Regions from separate parts of the Homo sapiens genome. Here region 1 is linked to region 2. The links are chromatin contacts, found by Hi-C or POLR2A ChIA-PET in ENCODE. All regions are on one chromosome and are shown on one strand. The core of a region is the stretch at or near the end of the contact, and the rest is flanking DNA. Distances in the headings are between cores, read along the strand shown. Region 1 holds the start of CPHXL (cytoplasmic polyadenylated homeobox like). Region 2 holds the start of CPHXL2 (cytoplasmic polyadenylated homeobox like 2).

Region 1 (3,722 bases), core at 1,030-3,529, 49 kb before region 2:
CAGGGATATACAGATAAAATTAGTTGAATAGGTAGCTTCATTGTCTGGGTGATTTAGCCCTTGAAAATGTTTTCTCCTAATTATAGCTGTTGCTTTAGATATTTAACAGTTGAACTGCTGAGTAAAGATTATGAGTCTTTACCACTTTTTTTTTTTTTTTTTTTTTGAGACAGAGTCTCGCTCTGTCACCCAGGCTGGAGTGTAATGGTGCTGTCTTGGCTCACTGCAACCTCTGCCTCCCAGGTTCAAGTGATTCTCCTGCCTCAGCCTCCTGAGTAGCTAGGATTACAGGCATCTGCTACCATGCCTGGCTAATTTTTGTAGTTTTAGTAGAGACGGGGTTTCACCAGGTTGGCCAGGCTGGTCTCAAACTCCTGGCCATAGGTGATGCACCCGCCTTGGCCTCCCAAAGTGCTGGGATTACAGGCGTGAGCCACTGCTCCTAACCATTACCACACTTTATTCGCTGTGGAGTGAGTTCCTTGATCAAAGTCAAGGCTATGAGGATAAATAAGACATTCCTAAGTCCACAATAGTAATTCTGATGAAATGTTACATGCAGGAAAGGTAAATCTGTCTCCAGATTATCTATTCCAATAAGAACAATGCAGTGACCCTTCCACAAAGGAAGTGGTCCAGCGTAATTCATCTGTCCCTATGTTAGCACTCTAAGTGGGTCACTCAGTGTCCGTCGCTGCTGCGGGTTAACTTTGGCACTCAGCTGGGGCTGTCCAATGGCAATGTTTGCCACATCGTGCCATGGACTACCAGTGCCCTCTTTACCACTGGAACTGGAGTCCTTATATAAATAGAAGACGTATATAACTTTAAATATACCTATTTTTAGTTGTATATTTATAAACATACATATCTCTGTAAGGTTCTGTTCTTACAGAACCACCTCCAATACCAAGGTCTTTATCATTCAGGGTTCAATCAGAGAAACAATCAGTAGTGTTCTGAAGTCAAATCCCATAGTGAACTAGTGAGCTATATAAAACGTATGTGCGTGTGTTTATACTATAAATATATAAATACATATACATACATACATATACATACTCGTACATATATAGAGGGACATATATGTGCCTTAGTCCATTTAGGCTGCTATAACAAAATATTATAGACCAGCTACTTTATAAACAACAGAAATTTATTTCTCACAGTTCTGGAGATTGGGAAGTACAATCAGGTTTGGTGTCTGGTGAGGGCCCATTTCCTCCTAGACAGCCGTCTTCTCACTTTAACCTCACATGGCAGAAGGATCACAGAGGTCTCAACCCTCCCTCCCCCTCTCTGCTCTCTTTGATAAAGGCACTAATCCCTTTCAAGAGGACTTTGCCCCCGTGACTCAATCACTTCCTAAAGGCCCCACCTCCTAATACCATTACCTTGGTGGGGAGGATATTGACCTATGAATTTTGAGGCTACATAAACATTCAGATCATAGCAATATAGAACTCACTTCTATAATTGTAGGGGCTGGATAGGCAAGAATAAAGTCTGTAGGGCAAGCCCTTTGGAAAACCAGTCAGAAACGCCTGAGGCAGCAGCTGAGCATGGGTGGGAAATTTTTTAATTTTCATATAAATAAGATAGGGTCTCCCTGTGTTGCCCAGGCTGGTCTTGAACTCCAAGGCTCAAGTGATTCTCCTGCCTCAGCCTCCCAAAGTGCGGGGATTACAGGCACGAGACACCACGCCCATCCAGATGTGCTTTCCCGCTTCCCTCCAGAAAAACCTCACCTTTGCTCTTAAGCCCTTTCACTGATTGAATTGAACCCACTCAGTTTATCCAAAATATTCTCATTTACTGAAAGTCAACTGATTATATAACCTAATCACATCTACAAAATACCTTCACAGCAACATGAATAAAACAGCCTAGATTCATGTTTTATTGAAAAAATAGGGAGTGTAAAGCAGCCAAGTTGACACATAGATAGCACCATCGCAATGATGAAAAGACGTGGGTTTCAGAAGAGCCGAGGAAAACAAAAAATACAGAGTAAGGTAAGGACATTCTTATAATGTAGAAACTAATGTAGCCAAATCAAAATAATTAAACAAGAGTCATATTTGAAAAGGTGTTATTAAAGAGAAAAAATCACCTAGTACGATCTGTACTTCCACTTAATCTAATTACTTCAAGTTTCTTTCTGCAGGTGTTAAATATTTAATGAGGGGATTAAATTGAAAGCTATTTAAGAAAGGGGCGGGTCATCTTGACCCTATATAAAGCCTGTGTCTTTAGGAGCTGCTCAGTTGCTTGCTGATCTCAGTTGCTTGCTGGTCTCCGTGAAGTCCAGGTCTTCTACCCCAAGATGAATTTGGACGGCACTTCAGGTGGTAAGTTCCCATCAGCTTTTTCTCTTACAATGCTACTTCCCTTGCTTTTTCTCAATAGTGTGTCAAAGTTTAAAGCACAAACACAGAGGTACAGATTGTTGGAGCAGCAGCTGTTTTTCACCGGTAAATTGTGTTAGGGCATTCATGGGTACTTTGAAGTTGGACTCTTGAATTTCAAATGTAAAATGGCAGCCGTGAGTCCCATACAAGGATCATCTACCTAAAGTCAACACTTTAAGTGGAGAAAAGAATGTATGAACTACCTAATGCATCCTGTAGAATTTTATTAAGATGTATTACTTTCCATTACAAAGTACCAGTTCTTGTGTATCTTTCTTAACCTCAATTGTTCCACAAGTTTTACCTCTTTCATTAATTTTCATTAATTTTCCTCTTCCCTACTGCTTCCTCTTTTGGTAATTTTGTACATTTTCAGTAAATTCTTTCTTTGGAAACTTAGGTCATCGATTATAATTTTCTAATATGTACATTTAAGTGTTTATCCAATTTAGTATGACTGGCTGTATGCCTAAAGTAAAAATACAGAGTAATAATAAAACAAGGAGGCCAAAGCAGGGGGATCAATTGAACCCAGGAGTTTGAAACCAGCCCAGGCAACATAGCAAGGTTGCCTAAAAAAAAAAAAAAAAAAAAAAAAAAAAAAGACGCCGGGCACGGTGGCTCACTCCTGTAATCCCAGCACTTTGTGAGGCCGAGGCGGGTGGATCACGAGGTCAGGATATTGAGACCATCCTGGCTAACACGGTGAAACCCCGTCTCTACTAAAAATACAAAAAATTAGCAGGGTGTGGTGGCGGGCGCCTGTAGTCCCAGCTACTTGGGAGGCTGAGGCAGGAGAATGGCGTGAACCCGGGAGGCGGAGCTTGCAGTGAGCCGAGATGGTGCCGCTGCACTCCAGCCTGGGCGACAGAGCGAGAGTCCGTCTCAAAAAAAAAAAAAAAAGAGGAAGCCACAGTGGTGCCTATGTGTAGTCCCAGCTACTACAAAAGTTGAGGTGCAAGAATAGCTTGAACCCAGTAGGCGGAGATTGCAGTGAGCTGAGAGCACGCCACTGCATTCCAGCCTAGGCGACAGAGGGAGACTGTCTCAAAAATAAAGAAAAAAAGAAAGTTTTTTTTATTATTATACTTTAAGTTTTAGGGTACATGTGCACAATGTGCAGGTTAGTTACATATATATACATGTGCCATGTTGGTGTGCTGCACCCATTAACTCGTCATTTAACATTAGGCACATCTCCTAATGCTATCCCTCCCCCCTCCCCCGACCCCACAACAGGCCCGGGTGTGTGATGTTCCCCTTCCTGTGTCCATGTGTTCTCACTGTTCAATTTCCACCTATGAGTGAGAA
Region 2 (3,589 bases), core at 212-2,711:
AATCAGCCTATTGTTCAATCAAAGCTGTAGTTATGGCTCTTGGAACAGAGAAGCTCGGTATCTAATGGTTGGTGAACCGCAACTGCTTCAACATTGCTTATCTCGAGGCCAGTGCTTGTTTAGCTGCTAGAGATAAAGAAAACCCTTGTGGCAGTTAGAGCACAGTTTATTCTTTTTTTTTTTTTTTTTTTTTTTTTTTTTTGAGACAAGAGTCTTGCTCTGTTGCCCAGGCTGGAGTACAGTGGTGCAATCTCAGTTCACTGCAACCTCCGCCTCCTGGGTTCAAGCAATTCTCCTGCCTCAGCCTCCTGAGTAGCTGGGATTACAGGCACACGCCACAGTGCCTGGCTAATTTTTTTGTATTTTTAGTAGAGACGGGGTGTTTCACCATGTTGACCAGGCTGGTCTTGAACTCCTGACCTCAAGGGATCCTCCTGCCTCTTCCTCCCAAAGTGCTGGGATTACAGGCGTGAGCCACCATGCCCAGCGCATAGTTTATTCTTTAAGTAAAAGACTGCGTGAAACTTAATCCATGCCTCACAGTGCCTTAGGTCCTGTTTACTAATTTGGTTTTATTGCCACCAAGAGTTCATTTTGTCAGTCTCATGATCTCCATTTAAATATTAATGCTGGTCAGCTGTGTCTAAACCACAAAAGTGAGAAATATAATGAGGTATGTCTGACATCCCATCTCATCACGGCTGGGAACTCAGTTTTTGGGGGTTTTTTTGCTTTTTTTTTGAGACAGAGTCTTGCTCTGTCACCCAGGCTGGAGTGCAGTGGCGTGATCTCAGCACACTGCAACCTCCGCCTCCCAGGTTCAAGCGATTATCCTGCCTCATCCTCCCGAGTAGCTGGGATTACAGGCATCCACCATCACGCCCAGCTAATTTTTGAACTTTTTGTGGAGACGGGGTTTCGCCATGTTGGCCAGGGTGGTCTCCAACTCCTGACCTCAGGTGACCCCCCACCTCAGCCTCCCAAAGTGCTGGGATTACAGGTGTGAGCTACCACGCCCTGCCAGAACTCAGTTTTTAAGGTTTCTCTGAGGTCCCTTTGACTAAAGGGGTCAGTCCATTGAGTTGTTTGGGGGACTTGGAATTTTATTTTTAGTTCTCACAAGAGTGTACAGAATCGCTGTTATATAGAATAAGTGTGTGGTGACAGGCATGGAATCAGCTGTCAGACGGCCAGGGTCGGAGAGCTGACCCTGGGCTCTGAACCATTCTACACCAAAGGTTCTTACCTGTAAAATGAGGATGAAAATGTGATATTAAAGAATTAAAGAAGAAAATTAATCTCAATGAATAGAAGATAGGATTTGAAAAGGTGGGTTCTGTAAATAAATCAAAAAAGCATGACTAGGGTGGAGGCGTGATTAGGGTGGGCACCTCTGAGTATATTTAAAGTAATTCAGCTTTACAATTCATTATTTTTTCAGTTGGAAAGGCCCTGGACTGGAGTTTCGACATGTCTTCCCAAGGTGAGTGCCTTTGGTAGAGAACTCAATGTGTTTTGTTGTGAGAAGACTGTTTCCATGAAAATGAGGGTTTTGTAGGGTTTCAACTTTTACCTTATAATAGTGAAGATTGTGGGCAGTCAGTTTGATATTATTCACTGGGGGTACAACAGGACACTGCAGCTTTTAGATAGGACTAGGCATTTAAAAATTAAACCCAATTATGATTCTTGTTTATAAAATTCTTTAGTTTTTAGACAGACAAAAATACCTACAGATCAAATTTTATTAAAAGGTAAAAAATCTTGGGGGGAAGTTTGAATGGATGGGTTCTAGATCAGACAAAGACTGGCTGTGTATTAATAATTATTAAAGCAGAGAGCAATTGAGGCTGGAAGCAGTGGCTCATGCCTGTAATCCCAACACTTTGGGAGGCAGAGGTGGGAGGATAGCTTGAGTCCAGAAGTTTGAGACAAGCCTAGGCAACATAGCAAGACCCTATTTCTACAAAAGAAATAAAAATTGGCCAGGTGTGGTGCATGCCTGTAGTTCCAGCTACTTGGGAGCCTGAGGCAGGAGGGATCATCTGAGCCCAAGAGTTAGAAACTGCCATAAGCTATGATCATGCCACTGCACTCCAGCCTGGGTGACAGAGTGAGGCCTTGTCTCTTAAAAAACAAAAATGTCCCAGGTATTTTTTTTTCCTAGCTCACAAATATGGCAGTTTTTTATTCTGTGATTTTGTTCAGAAATATTGTGAGAACTTCCATATGTAAAGTATGGAAGAAGCTTTGTCACTCTTTCTTTGAAAACAGTTGAAGCATGCTGGGTTAGGCTTAGGTTTATTGTTATTGATGACCCCTGGATGGAGCGAGAAGGTCACGTGTAACGTAAGCTCACTGTGTGTTTTGTATTTTTCTTTTTTTTTTTGGAGACGGAGTTTTGCTCTTGTCACCCAGGCTGGAGTGCAATGGCGCGATCTCGGCTCACTGCAACCTCCATCTCCCAGGTTCAAGCGATTCTCCTGCCTCAGCCTCCCAAGTAGCTGGGATTACAGACGCCCACCACCACACCCAGCTAATTTTAGTATTTTTAGTAGAGACGGGGTTTCACCACATTGCTCTGGCTGGTCTCAAACTCCTGACCTCAGGTGATCCACCCACCTCGGTCTCCCAAAGTGCTGGGATTACAGGTGTGAGCCACCATGCCTGGCCTGTTTTGTATTTTTCAAATCTTGCCCCACCACTGTATTTGTCCTGGAGGCAAAATCTACAGCAAAGAGCACCCAGAGTAACAATGGCCCAACCATAAAAACTTTGGGATGAAAGGTTCACCACAAAGCTTTGATAGGAATGAGCTCTATCTCAGGGACCTGGGAGTAGCCCCAGAACTTGGAGTGTGGCGTGAAGGTAGCCTCAGTGGCTCACCACTGTTTGATGCTCTAGGACAAGACTTCCAAACATTTTTTCTTCGGTGAATTTTTGTTCCCTCCTCTTTCTCTGAAAACCCAGTTTCCCACCACCATTTGTTGAAAAGATGATTATTTCCCCACAATGATTATTTTGACACCTTTGTTGAAAATAAGTTGTCTGGAAATGTGAGGGCTTATTTCTAAACTCTCAATGCAATACCATTGATATTATATATAATATTATAATATTGCATATACATAATTAAATATAATATCAATGTACTGGGCACGGTGGCTCACACCTGTAATCCCAGCACTTTGGGAGGCCAAGTCGGGCAGATCACGAGGTCAAAAGTTCAAGACCAGCCTGACCAATATGGTGAAACCCCATCTCTTTTTTTTTTTTTTCTTTTGAGACAGTCTCACTCTGTCACCCAGCCTGGAGTGCAGTGGCACGATCTCGGCTCACTGCAACCTCTGCCTGCTGGGTTCAAGCGATTCTCCTGCCTAAGCCTCCTGAGTAGCTGTGACTACAGGTGCCCACCACCATGACTGGTTAATTTTTGTATTTTTAGTAGAGACGGGGTTTCACCATATTGGCCAGGCTGGTCTCGAACTCCTGACCTTGTGATCTGCCCGCCTCAGCCTCCCGAAGTGCTGAGATTACAGGCGTGAGCCACCGCACCCGGTGGTGAAACCCCATCTCTATTAAAAATACA

Evidence for each region. A loop is a pair of places that touch in the nucleus more often than their neighbours do. ChIA-PET counts read pairs that join two places held with the same protein, here RNA polymerase II (POLR2A). Pooled maps may share reads with other maps.
Region 1: a pooled map shows a loop between it and region 2 (4-fold over the local background). The contact joins the promoter of CPHXL here to the promoter of CPHXL2 in region 2. A Hi-C loop is called at or near these places in 1 of 37 single-sample maps with no recorded cell type and 1 of 50 pooled maps. POLR2A ChIA-PET finds 5 or more read pairs at or near these places in 5 of 52 experiments (A549, H1, OCI-LY7 and 2 more).

The regions. Positions count from the first base shown.
Region 1 is chr16:75,725,047-75,728,768 of GRCh38, reverse strand. CPHXL (cytoplasmic polyadenylated homeobox like) reads left to right here and starts at 2,279. Exons shown (of 3, transcript NM_001355613.1): 1 at 2,279-2,351. The coding sequence starts at 2,327.
Region 2 is chr16:75,674,881-75,678,469 of GRCh38, reverse strand. It overlaps CPHXL2 (cytoplasmic polyadenylated homeobox like 2), which reads left to right and starts at 1,461. Exons shown (of 3, transcript NM_001395862.1): 1 at 1,461-1,483. The coding sequence starts at 1,471.